Regions from separate parts of the Homo sapiens genome. Here region 1 is linked to region 2. Evidence: read pairs that join two places in POLR2A ChIA-PET (ENCODE). Cell type or tissue: endothelial cell of umbilical vein. All regions are shown on one strand. Links, peaks and the distances in the headings refer to the core of each region. The heading gives the core; the rest is flanking DNA. Region 1 overlaps CACHD1 (cache domain containing 1). Region 2 overlaps CACHD1 (cache domain containing 1).

Region 1 (8,225 bases), core at 226-8,225, 190 kb before region 2:
GCCCCATCATGCCTGATTAATTATTTTATTTTTGTAGAGCCAGGGTCTCGCTATGTTGCTCAGGCTGGTCCGGAACTCCTGGTCTCAAGTGATCCGCCCATCTCAGCCTCTCAAGGTGCTGGGATTACAAGTGTGAGCCAATGAACCCACCCCGTTTTTCTTCATTAACAATCCTCCTTTTCTTGGGAAACACTCTCTGGCAATCATAATTGTCAGGCTCCTATTGATATTTCTTTCATCAGTTTAAAGTGGATATTTCTTCAAACTGCTCTTTAGACTCCAACATCTTTTCTTTTTCATAAACATCATCATGGCTGCCAAGAACAGGGCTAACAGCCTTTCACTGACTCAGTTTACATGACAACCATGTGAGGTAGGTATCATTCCCATTTTATAGACGGCAGGAGAAAGCTACGGAATTGAAGGTGACAGAAAGAGAAGATGTTCAAATCCCAGCTGGCCTCACTTTAAAGGTCATGCTTCTGCCTCTAAGCCTTGGTGCGCGTACTCTTCTATTCAGATTTCCAAAATATCCTTGATATATTTAAGAAATGACTATAAAGTTAGTTAAAATATTACCTGGATGAATGAATTGTGTGACTGATTGTCACAACATAACCAGCTCCTCCAACATCTAAGTAAGGACCAGTCAAAGAAATCAACCCTGGATTAGCTACTGCATGGAGATACCTAATGGAGACCAAAGAAAGTCATGTTATTTTATTTTTTATTTATTTTTTTTGAGATGGAGTCTTGCTCTGTCGCCCAGGCTGGAGTGCAGTGGTGCGATCTCAGCTCACTGCAAGCTCCGCCTCCTGGGTTCACGCCATTCTCCTGCCTCAGCCTCTCCAAGTAGCTGGGACTACAGGCACCCGCCATCATGCCTAGCTAATTTTTTGTATTTTTAGTAGAGACGGGGTTTCACCGTGGTCTCGATCTCCTGACCTCGTGATCCGCCCACCTCAGCCTCCCAAAGTGCTGAGATTACAAGTGTGAGTCACCGCACCCGGCCAAGTCATGTTATTTTTAAGTATGCACCTCTACTCTGTAAATTTCAAAGAAAAGTGAGCTTATAAGTCTAAAAATATTTAGGATGAATTTTGTTTGTGTTACACTGAAATGCAAAAGGATTCTCATCTTTTGTATCTGACTGTAGCATCAACACAAGTAGTAAAGAGAATCTGAAATTCCTTCTTACTTTAAAAAGAGACATTGAACTCAGTATATATCTGGGCATTTACTAAGATATGTAGTATAGTTGTTTTTTTTGTTTTTTTGTTTTGTTTTTTGACAGGGTCTCATTCTATCGCCCAGGCTGGAGTGCAGTGGTGTGATCTTGGCTCACTGAAGCCTCAAACTCCTAGGCGTAAGCAATTCTCCCACCTCAGCCTCCTGAGTAGCTGGGACTACAGGTGTGTACCACCACACCCAACTAATTTTTGTATTTTTTTTTTTGTAGAGATGGGGTTTCACTATGTTACCCAGGCTGGTCTTGAACTCCTAGGCTCGAGCAATCCACCTGCCTTGGCCTCCCAAAGTGCTAGGGTTACAGGTAGAGATGTTTTAGAGGCTAGGTAGATTTTCTGTTCTTATGTCCAGTTGACTCCCCTGCTATGCTATAGCACATTGTTAGCTCTTGCTTTTGAAAATTAAAGTAAAAAAAAAGCCTAGAAGTAAAAGAATGTTTTTGAATTTGTGTGTTCATTTTTCACAGGTCATACATAAGCTGTAACTTGATTCCATAATCATGTGTAGTAAAATGAAGTCTATCCAGTAGGGACACATTTTGCATAAGGTAGGAATCAAACAAACCACTAGGAATTAAAATTGCCAAGCATAAAGAATTTCAGGCTCAAAATTTCAATGAGATAAAAACATTTTAGATAGAAAAAACCCCACAAAGCTGTTGTTAATGCTGCACTGAAAAAACTATTCAGGAACATTTTTCACCACCATGAAAGTATCTTCTTTAGTTTAATGCCCTGAAGTTGCTTTATTGTATGTACTTACCATGTCTCTCCAGGATTTGGGGGAGAACCTTTGATAACGGAAGCCCCTAAAACTCACCATTGTCTCCTAGTGGGATCAAATGCTTTGTCCATGAGGGAACCAGGATAAATTCTGAGGACGCCATTGGGTGTTGCTATGTAACGGCGGACAATGTAAGTGTTCAGGCTACTCATTTCCATTTGTGTCATCCATTCATCTGTGACGTGGCTGGTAGCCATTACTTCATTTCTGACAGAGAACTGGGAAACAAAGGAAGACATAGCAGGGATCCTTTAAAACTCACATGAAAAGAGAGTGGGCTGCTGGCAGTGTTCCCAAAGCTCTGTTGCAGAGAAGCCAAGCCGAATTACTTTTTAAAAATCTTTCCACAGCAGATGGATGCAACCAAACTTGGTGAAAATAAAAGCTTGCAGAAATACAGTCAGCAGATGCGTGATCACTCAATTGTTCACCCTACCTAGGCTTTCTGAGTTTAAGAAGAAAAATCCTATAGCGAGTCATTAATATACACATATATACACACTAACCCTAAAGCTTTGTTCCTTAAACTTTATACTTATATTTATCTCGAGAGACAGCAGGGGCACTTTACTTCTTCCTCTGGGTAAGACAGGGCTGGGAAAGTTTCACTAGTCTCTAAATCACATCCCTCTAACATCACTGGAAACCCCCAGTGCTTCTAAGGCCTGTAACAGATTCTCCATGTGGCCCACGGGGCTTCTTCATCCATCAGAAGAGTCACTGCTGACCAGCCTCCCCTGGGCCACACACTCTGCAGCTCTCCAGCTGAGAGGCACAGATGCAGAGCTGGGTTTCCTACTTCAAAGGTTCACTGCCAGCACCCCCTGCTGGGCCTGTGGAGGGGGACACCAGAAATGGAGCTCTGCGCCAATGCTTACTTTGAGGCCCGGGTTAGCAATGAGGCGGGTGTTGTCGCTGAGATAGGCGGTGTAGTGCTCTACCATGCGCTTTGTCTCTGGCTGGCTGAGGTGCTCATAGGGGGAGGAAAAGCTGCCAGCAGACAGCATGATGGTGGGACTTTCTGAAAGAGAAGCAAACAAAGCAGGCCTGAGAATGCGGAGACTCTATCTCATCCCAAACAAAGGCATCACTCGGGCTCTGCCAATCTGTCAGCTATGGTGGCTTAATGTCTTTTTTTTTCCTTTTTTTCTTTTTTTTTTTTTTTCAGATGGAGTCTCGCTCTGTGGCCCAGGCTGGTGTGAAGTGGCGCGGCTTCGGATCACTGCAAACTCCGCCTCCTGGGTTCCTGCCATTCTCCTGCCTCAGCCTCCCCAGTAGCTGGGACTACAGGCAACCGCCACCACGCCCGGCTTATTTTTGTATTTTTAGTAGGGACAGGGTTTCACCGTGTTAGCCAGGATGGTCTCGATCTCCTGACCTCGTGATCCACCTGTCTCGTCCTCCCAAAGTGCTGGGATTACAGGCATGAGCCACTGCGCCCGGCGGCGGCTTAATATCTAAAGGGCCACATTCTCTCCCTTCAGGGAGCTTACAGTCCTAAGAATGAACCAGTAAAGACATGCGCCAATAAACACAAGTGCTGGGAGTAGAAATTCTTCAAACTATCTGAGATCTACATATAATATCTTATGAGGAATGAGGGGACAGCTTATGACACACATGAAACCAGTCTGGATTAAAGCCATTTTCTGGCTGTGTGATGTTGGGCAGGTTATAATACATGTAGTGTTTCTCTCATTTGCATAGCAGCAATCTTACAGAAATACGGTGAGAATTCAATGAGTTAATATTTGTAAAGCAAATGAGTATTAACTATTATTCATATTAGTAGTACTATTTAAGAAAGAAAGATGGAACAGTGAAATCAATGCAAAAATCAAATAAAAATTATTCACTCAGATGGTGGCAGCAAAACTTGACACAAACAAAAGCTTCTAGAAATATAGTAATTAATGTATACATGTTTCATTATTGGTCTGATCTAACAGGAAAATCCTAGTTCTCTATTTAAGATAAAAATTCTCACAGTGAATCACAGTGCAGAACAAAAACACTAAATCTTCGTCTTTGAGATTTTCTACCATTCAACCTTATAGTATTTTTAAAAGCTTTAGAAAGCATGATCATGTGTCCTATCTCATTTAATCACATAGGGCATCTTCTACTCCTTTTGTTAGTTCTCACACGTCATGTCTTGTCTCCTGGTAGCCTGGTGATCTCTGATTGTGCTGGACATTGCACTTAAAAAGTAATCTGTAGAAATAGCTTGAGGCCTAAGAAGATGGGGGATCCTTCTCCAGAGAGGATTGTTGTTTCATCCTGTCCGGTGCCACACTGCAAGATGTAGCAGGTGGGGTGTTGGAAACAGTTCCCAATTAGGAGCCAGGATACTGACCTAAGCACTGCATGACTTCAACTAATCCTATTTCAAAGGCTAATGCTTGAAGTTCCCCAAACCACTCAGATGATAGGAACCCCAAGTCAAGGCCTGATTTAACTTCAGGCCTTCCCCTAAAGATGTAGTCTTTTAGAATCTCTGCCAAAAGCATGTATGTATGTGGGGCTGGGAGTAAAAAATTTATTAGAGTCTTCACCTTTTGTGGACCCTGGATTTGATTTTTGCTTCTCTTCCTTGCCTGAAGTAGCTACTTAAAGCACTGTTTAATTTCACAGCTGTTTCTTCTGGATTGGTAGACATGTGCATTGCAAAAGTGGCTTTGAGTGTTGGCTCTCTTCTCTGGGTTCTTATTTTCTCTGAGATTTTTGCCCAGTAATTCCTCTCTCTCATGTTAGCTCTGATGCTTTCCAAGATTTTAATCCAGGATTACGTTTCAATCCAGGAATTTTATTAAATAGTTGTCCTCAGTAGGTTGGGTTAGAATTACCTAGTCTGCCATTCCCAGAAAACATTAAATAATGTTATGTTTCATTTAATTCTGATGATATCTTCATTGGCTACCCTGGGAGATTATTATTATATTAATTAACCAAAGCAAAGACAACCAGAGGCTGGAAAAGGTTAGGGTGCCTAGCAGCATGCTGTGGATTCATGTATATATTCTTTTGCAGGCCCTCCATGCAAGGACCTGCCAAAAAGAGAGAGGGTAGTTCCTGAACTCAAAGAAGTTAGGATCTGATTGGAGTGACAAGGAATAAGGAAAATAGAGAAAAATAACAGTGTAAGAATAACACAATAATATAAGAAGTGTCAAAGGCACCCACTTCAGAGACAGAAGAGTCACCACGGGGCTGGAGTAAAGAGAAGAAGAGGTGGCTTGGGGTCTCTTTTGTAGTGACAGAGACTGGCGTTTTAGAAAAGGCTAGTGCAGTAAGATGGGGTGAGCACAAAGAGACAGAAGGAATCAAGATACAGGACCCAAAGCTTTGTGTCTAGGAGGTAGACATGCTTATTTATACACACATATACATATTTAATTGCCTTAGATGATGCACTCTTAAAAATTTTTTCTTTGTCTCTTTGTGTACCAAGAAAGATGATGTCCTTCTATCAGCTCACTTGAACACAGGTGACATATATTTAAGACCTGGCCTCTAAACCCCCACATCACTGAAATCAAATGGAAACCACTTCTTTGCCATTGCTTCCCATATTTCCTATTCCCTTTTTATTGTATTTTAATTACCTTGGTTCATTTTCATTGCCAACTGATCCTAACTAAGATGCCCTTGATTACCTCTCCACCTTGTCCTGGGGCCTTACCATCAAGGTGAGGAAGGGTGCCAAGACCTCCCAGTGAAAGTCAGACACTGGCCTATGGTCTGCTTGTTAATCATATATGAAATAATTAAGTTCATACATTATCTGAATAATCTCTATGAGGCAGTGCTTGCTGTCCAACTGAAATGCAATGCGATCCACAGATGTAATTTAAAATTTTCCAGTAGCCACATTAAGAAAAGCAAAAAGTGGCTGGGCACAGTGGCGCCTGTAATCCCAGCACTTTGGGAGGCCAAGGCGGGAGGATCACCTGAGGTCAGGAGTCAAGACCAGCCTGGCCAACATGGTGAAACTCCATCTTTACTAAAAATACAAAAATTAGCCGGGCGTGGTGGTGCGCAACTGTAATCCCAGCTAATCAGGCAGCTGAGGCAGAAGAATCACCTGAACCCAGGAGACGGAGGTGGCAGTGAGCCAAGATCGTGCCACTGTACTCCATTCTGGGTGACAAGAGCAAAACTCCCTGTCAAAGTAAAAATAAATAAAAAAAAAAAAGCAAAGCAAAAAGTAGTATTAAAGTAATTTTTATAATATGCTTATGGAATCCAGTATATCCACAATAGCATTATAATTTTAACATGTTATCAATATAAAAATTAAGTATGAACTTCACACTTACCATACACCTCAATTTGGATGAGCCATATTTAAAGTGCCCAATAGCTACACGTGGCTAGTGGCTGCCATATTGGAAACTGTAGCTATGGGAGATATGCAAAGGAAATAAAAAATCTAGGCTTGAGCTTCTTTTTCATCAAGAAAACTATTGTAATTTATTGTCTCAAATTTCAAAACAGTGACCTAATTTTCACCAGCAGTAGCTTGCTCACACAGAACTTAAAAGAGGCTTCTACACATCAGTGTTTCAGTAAAGCATTTCTTAAAAATATGAAATTTTTAAACATACTTTTTTGTATAAAAACAAACAAAACCCCAAAGACCAAATCAAAACAAAGAAATATAAAATCCTGCCTTCTTGGATCAACATCACTGGCTCTATCCAAATTGTCAACACTGCTGGGAGGTATCCCAGAAGAGACCACTTAGTCCAGCCTGCTCTTCTGATCTCATGTCCAGGCAGAACTCTCGAGGATGGAATTTAAGAGAGGAACACAAACACGAGTGCTATCATTTGGAATCTAGAGACTGCAGACTTCTAGCCTTGATTTTATTCCCATCTGTTCCCCTTCTTCTCAGTTGGCCAGTTGTGTGATGATTCTTCGTTATTAACTGCTTTGAACCCTAAGTCTTTTCAACAGTGAAAAAGAGAATACCTGTTTTACTGTACTGTCAGTATACTGTGGTTTGGTGACAACATAGACCACGAATGCCTAGTATGTGTCTGGCACATGGCAGAGCAGAGGTGCATGGGTCAAATCTCAGCTTTGCTATATTTTATGTTATCTGGGGGAAAATTATCTTTGGTAAACCCAAATCAATCACATGTCAACTCAGGTGAAAAATAAAAAACATCTGGTACGTAATAAATGTAAATTCCTTTTTGCTTCCTTTGAATTATCTTCGAATTCCTAAGCCCTTTTGAAGATAGGAATCTGTGGTAGATTACTGCTGATATGCTACATAGATTCCTTTGGAGGCCTTTTACTGTTATTCTACCCCACCCCACCTCAATATCCCCATACTTACATGTTTACCTTTAATGGGCTGTATCTGTGCCTCTCTCTATGGACTTAGGGCTACTGAAAACTCTGTACCTAGCACTAGAAGAAAGTTGAAAGTGACTAAGAAATGTGAAAGTTGAGCTCTCTTTAGAGTCTGGGCAAACTCTATTGGTGTAATTTACACTCCAGAGACCCCCTAGAAGACCAGGCTGAACTTAAAACTTCACTCAACATCAAACTTGTCTTTTTTGCCTTCCTTGTCCTGTTTTTCTCACTTCTTCACTGGTTTCTCAAAGCCCATCCTATATAAATCGCGAGCACACGAAACCTTGTCTCAGAGTCTGCTAGACGATCTGATTTGAGGCCAGGCTTCAAATCGTTTTCATATTTGTATCCCCAAACCAGCTGACTCTGCAGGCATTCAGTATCTTTTTTGGAGGGGTGGGGTGGATGGTATTCAAAAGGATATTTACAGTGAGCTGCTAAGAGTAAGAATGTGAAGGAAGTGTAAGGGCTTTACCTAGGGTTGCCAGCTGTTTGAAGTGGAGGCAAGCACTGGGCTGGCCAAGGAGATCCAGCCGGTGGTACAGCAGCTTGCTGCTGGGAACAGTGTTGAGGTTCTTCAGTTGTTTCACAGGTATTTCTGGTTGTATCACCACAATACACAGAATAAAGGAAGTGTCTTGTACCTGTAAAAATCAATAAAGAATTTCTGACCTAGAAAATGAGGGTTCCATGGGGACAGGGACTTTGCATACATTATTTTCTACTGCCTCTACCTTCTATCTTCACGTGGAAGGTATTCATTAAATATGGGATGAATGAATGAAGACATGAGGATAGGGTGATAGAAGGTATCTAATTTTGTATTT
Region 2 (8,410 bases), core at 85-8,084:
TACAAGATAAGAATTTACTCCCCTGGCTTCCACTCTACAATTACAATAAAGCATACTATATCCAGAGAAATATGGACCATAAGCTACTTTTTACATTCCCCACTCTGGTGTTTAGGTGTTGGAACTTTTCAAACTGTAATTAACTCTGAAATCATTTGACTGTGCAAATCTGAAGTAGAGAAAGCTACCTTTGAACTCAGAAAAAAAGAGGGCAAGGTAAAGAAACATTTAAATGACATTTAGTTTGTTCCATCATCAAATTAAATGAATGATTCCTCCAAAGTAGTAATCCTACTGCAATTTTCACCCAAAAAAAAAAAAAGGGAGAGAGAGAGAAAGAAACAACTTCATATCCCCTTAATGACTAGGGAGAGAGATGTAGGTCATAAAATCCAATTTCAAAATAGAACTTTACCTGAAAATTACAGGTGGAATTTTCTTCTGTGGCTTTTACATAAACAAACACAAAACAAAGTCATTCCTCCTCTAAAGTATTTTTAAATAACTTACCTTTTCAGTAAAAAAAAAAATAAAAAAATAAAAATTGTTTGGATGGTACTGGTTCGCAATGATAGTTATTGACCACTTACCTTTGCACTTAAAAAAAAAATCTAACAACATTCTAGTAAGTCTAAGAATTTTTTAACTTTCTTCACTGGCTCACTGACTTCTAGGTATTTAACAACTTAAAAATCTAGTCAGCTGTCAAATGAGACCATCAGCTTTAAGTTTACAGCCATTAAATCATTAAGCCAAACTTTCTTTTCAAAAGAGGAATGTATACTACTATGTCAAGTTTTCTTTTTCATTCTAAGAGAAAAATGCGGAAAAAAAAGGGGCCCCCACAGTATAATATCACGAAAAGGGTCAAAAAACAAGAGTCTAAAACCAAAACATGAGTTCTGAATCTGTCACTTACTACTGGTGTGCTCTCCAGAGAGCCACTTCCTCGCTGGGCCTCAGTTTCTGTAAAATGAACATTTGTAAAACAAGCAGGGCAGATTTGACTGTCTCTCTGGTCCATCCCTGTTCTCATAGCAGCCAGTGATCTGTAGATCTGAGAGGTCAGGGAGAAATGGCAGGCCTGATAAGCCTGGATTTGCACAACTCCACAGGAGGGACCACACTGGGCAGCCAGCCTGTCTTTGGAGCAGAAGCAGGGAGTCCACCTTGCAGGCTCCAACTGGACTTGGGGAGGCAGAATCCAGAAATGTAGCAGGCCTTGGCAACTGGTGACTGCTGAAGTGTCTGAGTCTGAAGTCACTTTGGCTGAGTTTTCTAGGTTCTAAGCTTTCTCCAGATTTTTGTTTCTTCTCCTCAGAGCACACCACCTCCAAATACAAGGAACTTGGGCACAAGCAGCAGCTAGTTCCCAACTCAAACACTGATAAGCTACTGCCAGCCATATTGAAATAGAGGGGAGAACCTATTTAAGAAGTAGGCAAGCAAAGGGAGAAAAACAGCATACTGGCCACATGCTTTGAGCCCCAATCCAGTCCTGCCCAAAGATCTACCCCAGACACTTCAACCGCATAGGGTGGTAGCTTCCTTTCTTGCCAGTGTGAGTTGAGTGTTCTGCTGCCCGCAGAACAAGTCTTTACTGACATGAAGGATCCAAGAAACAGCCCCCAGCTTGACCTCTGCCTATTTCTCCCACCTCTATTTATGCCCTTTCTTCCCACTAGTTCTCTAAACTCCAAAACCATAATGCCATCTTTCCACTCATCAAAGGTGCTATGCTTTTCCTCAAAAAGGAGCCTTCTGGGAGGTCCACTCTTTCACTAACCAACTCCTAATTCATTCCACTTTCTTAGGGAGGCCTGCCAGAATCCCTCTGTGCCCTTAAATAGGTTAACATCCCTGACACTTTCTCCAAGCATCCTGAACCTCCTCTCATAACATTCATTACATCAGAAATTAACTGATGGGTAGGTATCTCAAACCTAACATAGTGCCTGGCACCAAGTAAACATTCATCTGTGTTGAAGTCATTATGATGACAAGCTCATATCTCAAAGCAATCCATTCTAGAACTCTTCTATCAGAAAGTTCTCCTTTGTATCACAAAGAAATTGGCTTCCCCATAACCTGCACACAAGCACTGCATTTTCTTTTTGTAACCCGCTGAATAATTCTAACCCAGACACTGCAAATTGGTGGCCTTTGGCCCTATCCAGCCTGCAGACATGTTTGGTTTGGCCCACATAGTGTGTTTTTCTTTTTTTTTTTTTTTAAACTGAATTAGTTGCCAAAAATTTAAAGATATTTTATGGAAAAAACAGACACCCAGCTTCTCATAAAAAACAAAGTCATGTGACAACATTGGACCCACATGGCTACTGGGCAACAGAGTAACTGAGTGGTCCTGCCCCCCTTCACCCTTGGCACATGTCCTCCAGCTTGCAACATCCAGCACCACTCCCTGCTTACCTACACCTGGTCCACTTCATTCATTGTGTTGAACTGACCTCTAGAAACATGAATTCGATATAGCAACCCTGGGTGTACTCTAGATCCCATATTTTAGCGTTTATTTCTATATTGTCTTGAGCCATCCAAGTTGGTTTAGCCTCTCTGGATAGGACAGAGCTCTGGGGTCTTAGGGGGAGGCACTGGATGTCCTGTATCACTCTCAGCCTCCCTGCAATAAGGAATCCAGTGAATATTTGCTGACAGACTGATCAGAAGACATTATATATTAGTCCAGCTCTTCCTCTTCAATCTGCCTCTCTTCTCTCCCAGTTACAGCTATCTCGCTTAGTCCTTTTCTGACTCTTGTCTCTTCTGGAAGGGGGAGAGAACAGGGACAAGCAGTAGATGCAGTTCATATTGCAGTAGTCCAATGTGTGTGCCTAGACTATATGCCAGCCTTTAAGAAAAACAAGGACCCTCCCAGTCTTGTGGAGAAAGCCAGGCATGAAATCAAGGGCCAGACAGCACAATTAGGGACAGACCCAGAGGAGCTTCCCCAAAGAAGCTTGGCATTACAACTGGAAGGCTGGGGAATTTGCTGGGCAAAGGTATTAACTAATTTGTAAAAATCTAGGAGAGTCACCAATGGTTTTATTCAGGCACATCATTGTTAAAAAATGTAGCCTAAACAACCTCCAAAATATTTATATTTATTTGTGAATTGTAAATTTTATATACTAGTGTACCAATATATTATACATATTATAAAACATTACAAATATAGAAATTAAATAAGGATACAATAAACATGTCATAGATGAAATTATGTGATATTTGGAATTTGCTTCAAAATAATCTGGGGGGGCCGGGCGCGGTGGCTCACGCCTGTAATCCCAGCACTTTGGGAGGCCGAGGCGGGTGGATCACGAGGTCAGGAGATCGAGACCATCCTGGCTAACAAGGTGAAACCCCGTCTCTACTAAAAATACAAAAAATTAGCCGGGCGCGGTGGCAGGCGCCTGTAGTCCCAGCTACTCGGGAGGCTGAGGCAGGAGAATGGCATGAACCCGGGAAGCAGAGCTTGCAGTGAGCCGAAATTGTGCCACTGCAGTCCGCAGTCCGGCCTGGGCGACAGAGCGAGACTCCGTCTCAAAAAAAAAAATAAAATAAAATAATAATAATAATAATAATAATAATAATAATAATAATAATCTGGGGGGAAGAGCAAGTGGAGGCAGAGGTAGAGATGAAACCAGCCTGACCATCAATTAATAACTGTCTAAGCTGGGTGAGAGGTATGTGGATATTCATATGCTATTTTATTTACTTTTGTATATGTTTTTAAATCTTTGTAGTTTAAAACTAAAGAAATAACTATGACTAGCCAGGTCTAGCATTTTCTTCAGAAAGCCCCAAGCATGGCTTTGCACCACATCCAAAGGTCCGTGAACCATATCTTAAAAACCTGGGGGCAGAGGATTGACCATATTGAAATCTGCAGGTCTACAAATTAGATTTCAGTTTCATTCAGGCTTAGGAGCTACATGTTTACCACCTTCCCGGTTCTGTGCCCTGGCACTAAATGAACTGCTCTCATATTTACATTTCTGTTTATTGACTGCTCCTACCTTAGGCCCTGAGCTAGACACTTGGTTATCCTTTAAAATATATTTACTCCCATTAGCTACATGAAATACAAAGACACTAAAGTTCAGAGTGATTTAATAACATGACAGAAGTTACACAGTTAATAACTAACTGGCTGAGTCAAAATTCTTGTCCCTGTTGTCCCTTCATATTTTGACTTTCAATAAATTCTTACTCCAAGGTCCAAGCATATCTAAAATAAATCCCACTCCATCTAATACCAAAATTCCAGAGTTCTGCAAGGTTCCTGCCTGCTCATCCACTTAAGCTCAAGGAAGGAACTCCTCAAGCAGCAACCAGAAATAGCAGCAACATGTTACTAAGTGTAAAACCATCTCCTCTCCCTCCCCCAAGCCCTTCCAGACTCAAGTACTATTGGCAGGAAAAACATAATAAGCACAAGGAATAAGGCCAGCAAAGATAGGCATTAGTGAGAAGGAAGTCCAGGAAGTGCTAAGCACAACAGAGACAGTTTATCAGAAGTCATTCAACATGCTTTTTCTTGGGCTCATTCCTGACAAGTTCAACTCAGAGTCATCCGTCAATGGACAGTTTTCTTCTATTCTAAATATCCATTTTCAAAAGAAAGCAACACAGCAGTTTTTCCACTAAGGCTTATATGGTACACAAGGCGTAGAATCAAATCACATTATTTGCATATACAGGTGATTTTTCCTTCGAAAATATTCTATATTGCGTAATTACACATTCAAATCATTCTAAACCAGCCCTGTCCTGTTATGATGCATGTGATTTAGAGGAAATTACACATCTTACCAAACATGACTGCAAATCAGCTTGCAGTTATAATAGAGCCAGCAAGATATTTATGTCCAATAACCACAGAAGCTCTAGGATAATGGCCAAAGAAATGAGACATGGGAGCCATATGAAGGGGCACAGGAGTCAGAGTCCTGTTCAGGTGTTCAAGATACACGAGCTACCTTGTCCAGTGCCACCAAAGGAATCAGAAACATCTAATGAACTACTGATTTGGCTACCCTTCATGTGTGAAGCTGCTGCTGCTGCTGCTGCTGCTGCTGCTTCCTTCAGGACTGGCCTGTGTGTGTGGACATTTCACTGAAAAGGACAATGGAGAAGTAGCTAACTTCCTTGACTTCACCAGAGGGGCTTGGGCAAGGCTCCTCTATGCTCCCATAATATCCTGTTTCTCTCTCTACCACTGCACTAACCTACTGCAGTGTAATGCCTCTATGTCTCTCGCTAACCACCTGTATCATAATGCCTCTTTTTGTGTCTATTTCCATCATTAGTTGACAGATTAAGGGCATGGACTAGGCTTTAGTCACCTGTGATTGCCAGTTTAATCTAACCCCACTTTGGGAGGCCGAGGCGGGTGGATCACGAGGTCAGGAAATCGAGACCATCCTGGCTAACATGGTGAAACCCCGTCTCTACTAAAAATACAAAAAAAATTAGCCGGGTGTCGTGGCAGGCGTCTGTAGACCCAGCTACTCAGGAGGCTGAGGCAGGAGAATGGCGTGAACCCGGTAGGCAGAGGTTGCAGTGAGCAGAGATCACGCCACTGCACTCCAGCCTGGGTGACTGAGCAAGACTCCATCTCAAAATATAAAAAATAAATAAATAAAATCTAACCCAAGACCCTTCATAGAGCAGAAGCTCCCCAAAATTTTGTTGGATATATGCGAAAATGAATAATGCAGGACAGGCACAGTAGCTCACATCTGTAATTCCAGAACTTTGGGAAGCCAAGGTGGGAGGATCACTTGAGGCCAGGAGTTCAAGACCAGCCTGGCCAACAGAGTGAGACTCCATCCCTACAAAAAATTACAAAATTAGCAGGGTGTGATGGTATGTGTGTGTAGTCTCAGCTACTCAAGAGGACTGCTTGAGCCCAGGAGTTTGAGGTTACAGTGAACTATGATCACATCACTGCACTCCAGCCTAGGTGACAGAGCAAAGATCCTGTCTCTTAAGAAAAAAAAAAAAAAAAAAAGGAAGGAATTTAGTGCATTGTTGTTTTACTGCATACAAAGAAGCGTTGCTCTTTAATTCCAGCTGTAGTCAGTATTTACAACATTGCTTTATATCTTTGACACTTCTGCCCCAGCTGAGTCCTTCAGTTCCTGAACATGCCTCTGTTCTAGCTGCTGCTTTTTCTTCAATTGGAGTTGAAGCTCCAGTTCTTGCTTCTGGTATTTCTTCTGCCCTGACTGGAAGAAACCCTGCTCCTCCCTCCCTCCCAGGCCTCATCCAGCAGCTGTCTGACCAACCTGCTGGTCTGTCTGCCAAGTTCATAGTAAGTGTGCCCAGCCCAGCAGAGTTGGGCTAACTTTAAGGCAGGCACACTGGCCTTGTGCCAGGCCCTTGCTGTTAGGAAGCCTGTACTGTCCTATAATGTTAAATGGGCCTTATAAGTGCCTGGCGAAATGGCTCCCAGAGCCAGATATGCCTTCTAACAAGCAGGCATTGTTACTTAGCTGGTTTACCTGTGCAATCTTATCTCCTCCTCGAGAATGTAAACTCCTTAAGGAGTTGTGCTGGAATACGTCCTTGTAAAATCCCCTGAATACCCAGCATAGAGCTCCATGCTCAGTAAGCTTCCAATAATCATTTCTCCATTTGAGAACAACCACATCCATCAATATTTCTCAGCCCTGGCTTAACATTAACAGATGCCTTTACATGCACTATTTCCTTTAAGTCCACAGAGCAAATCTTGAGGAAGAATCACCATCCTCAATTTTACAGATAAAATCACCCAACTTGCAAATGGCAGAGCTGGAATCCAGGTCTCTACCTACCCAATGTGGGGCTCTTTCCACTCCACGATGCTGCTTGATAAAAACTTGTTGCATGAATAAATAGGCAAAAACCCGTCTCCCTGGACACAGCCACTTACTGCTCCCAGACCTCAATGCCACCATGGCTCCTCTGCACCAGACCCATGAGGAGATGATGATTAGGTTTTTGACTTTTATCCATGATGTATGATGTCTGCTGTCAGGGGAACAGTATTCAGTGACAGCTTTCCCAGAGTACTGGCAAAATTGGTTGGCACAACTTATTTAAAGATTTTTTAAAATATATTTTGTCCATTATTAAAAAGGAACAACAAAAATCATGAGTAGGCAGCCCCCACTGGAGAATTTTCCAAGAAAATCTTCAAGGTAGACGCTTTTCAAACTGTCTTCTCTATCAGCAAGTGCGAAAACTACGTCATGGGAAACTATAGTGCTAAAAGAAGCCTAGGTTTTTGTTTTTGTAAAATTACCCCCTTGCAACTCCTTATAAGCAGTAAGTGCTGCCACTTGAAATGCTGCAAAACAACAGGCCTGGTTTGAGGGCTACTTTATAATTTCTCAAACTTTAAAATCGTCTTTCGAGAATTTCAGCAGCAGAAGCAATATAAAAGTCTGAACATTGGCTTTTTACATATAAAGAGGCCTATAGAATGTTTCTCATAAAGTGAGATGGTGTCCTGAAAGGCCTGTACTATGCTCAAAATGCCAAGGTCAAATGAAAGGAGTCAATCCCTTAAGCAAGGGAAGACATTCTTTTCCAAAGAGACACAACTATCCCCCTCTCCACCCCCACCCTGACCATCTTCGTAGGAAGTCACACCTTAAAGCCTATGTGAGGCTTACCTCTGAAAAACAGATTAGCTCCACCTCTATAAAATCCATCATGCTGCAGGGAGGGCTATATAACCTACACTTTAGGTAACTAAACCCACATAATTTCAGACCCACTGAACAAATCCCAAAGGTTTACAGATGAGAATGTGGGGCTCAAAATCTTTGTTCTAAGGCCAAAAATCTAACCTGCATTCGACTTTTTTTTTTCCGACCAGTCTAACTAAATTAAAAAGAGACACTTTCTGCAATTTTCCCAGTTAGAAGCAAGTGGCAGATCAATGTACAGCTCAAGAAGCAGAATTTAAATACAGTATGTGTGTCTCCTTTCAAAAAAGGAGAGAAGCCACTTCACATTTTGCCAGACAAAACCCTGTCCACAGGAGGTCCGTTTCCACAATGAGGTTGCAAAGGTGTTAGAAAGAGGCCAGTTGGGAGGAGATAAAGGACCATTTGGGCACAAACCCCCCACCGATCAGAGCTTTTTTTCGAAGTGTCTTTTTCAACAGGGCAGCCTTTTAAAACTACATTTGCTTAGGATCCCTACCTGAATGACAATGTGTTGGGATCCAATTTCACCTTTTGTCAAGGACTGGGTGAGAAACAGTAAAATGGCTGTCAGCATCTTAGAAAAAGCAAGTCCTTAGCTTACAAGGAAAAGGCGTGGGGGGGCGGGATAGGGGGGAATCCTAAGATTTCTTGTCCAGCCCTAGGGATGGAGTGAAGGTGGCAAG

The links. Peaks named below come from ENCODE experiments on the same cell type or tissue, not always from the same donor. Only the 100,000 strongest peaks of a DNase experiment are listed, where the experiment ranks them.
Region 1: POLR2A ChIA-PET joins it to region 2 with 5 read pairs; 2 of 35 experiments call an interaction of 5 or more read pairs at or near these places.

Annotation. Positions count from the first base shown.
Region 1 is chr1:64,658,522-64,666,746 of GRCh38, reverse strand. CACHD1 (cache domain containing 1) reads right to left here. Exons shown (of 27, transcript NM_020925.4): 13 at 7,874-8,042; 14 at 2,910-3,052; 15 at 2,068-2,249; 16 at 580-690. Among named protein-coding and RNA genes, the nearest start is that of RAVER2, 82 kb to the left of the region's middle. RefSeq lists a silencer at 2,814-2,989. In endothelial cell of umbilical vein, for the core only: no CTCF peak of the experiment used is centred there; no DNase peak of the experiment used is centred there.
Region 2 is chr1:64,472,799-64,481,208 of GRCh38, reverse strand. The region is part of intron 1 of CACHD1 (cache domain containing 1); the gene reads right to left. Among named protein-coding and RNA genes, the nearest start is that of CACHD1, 6.9 kb to the right of the region's middle. RefSeq lists enhancers at 7,380-8,165, 8,166-8,410. In endothelial cell of umbilical vein, for the core only: no CTCF peak of the experiment used is centred there; DNase peaks (open chromatin) are centred at 2,258 and 4,558; H3K27ac peaks cover 1,584 bases.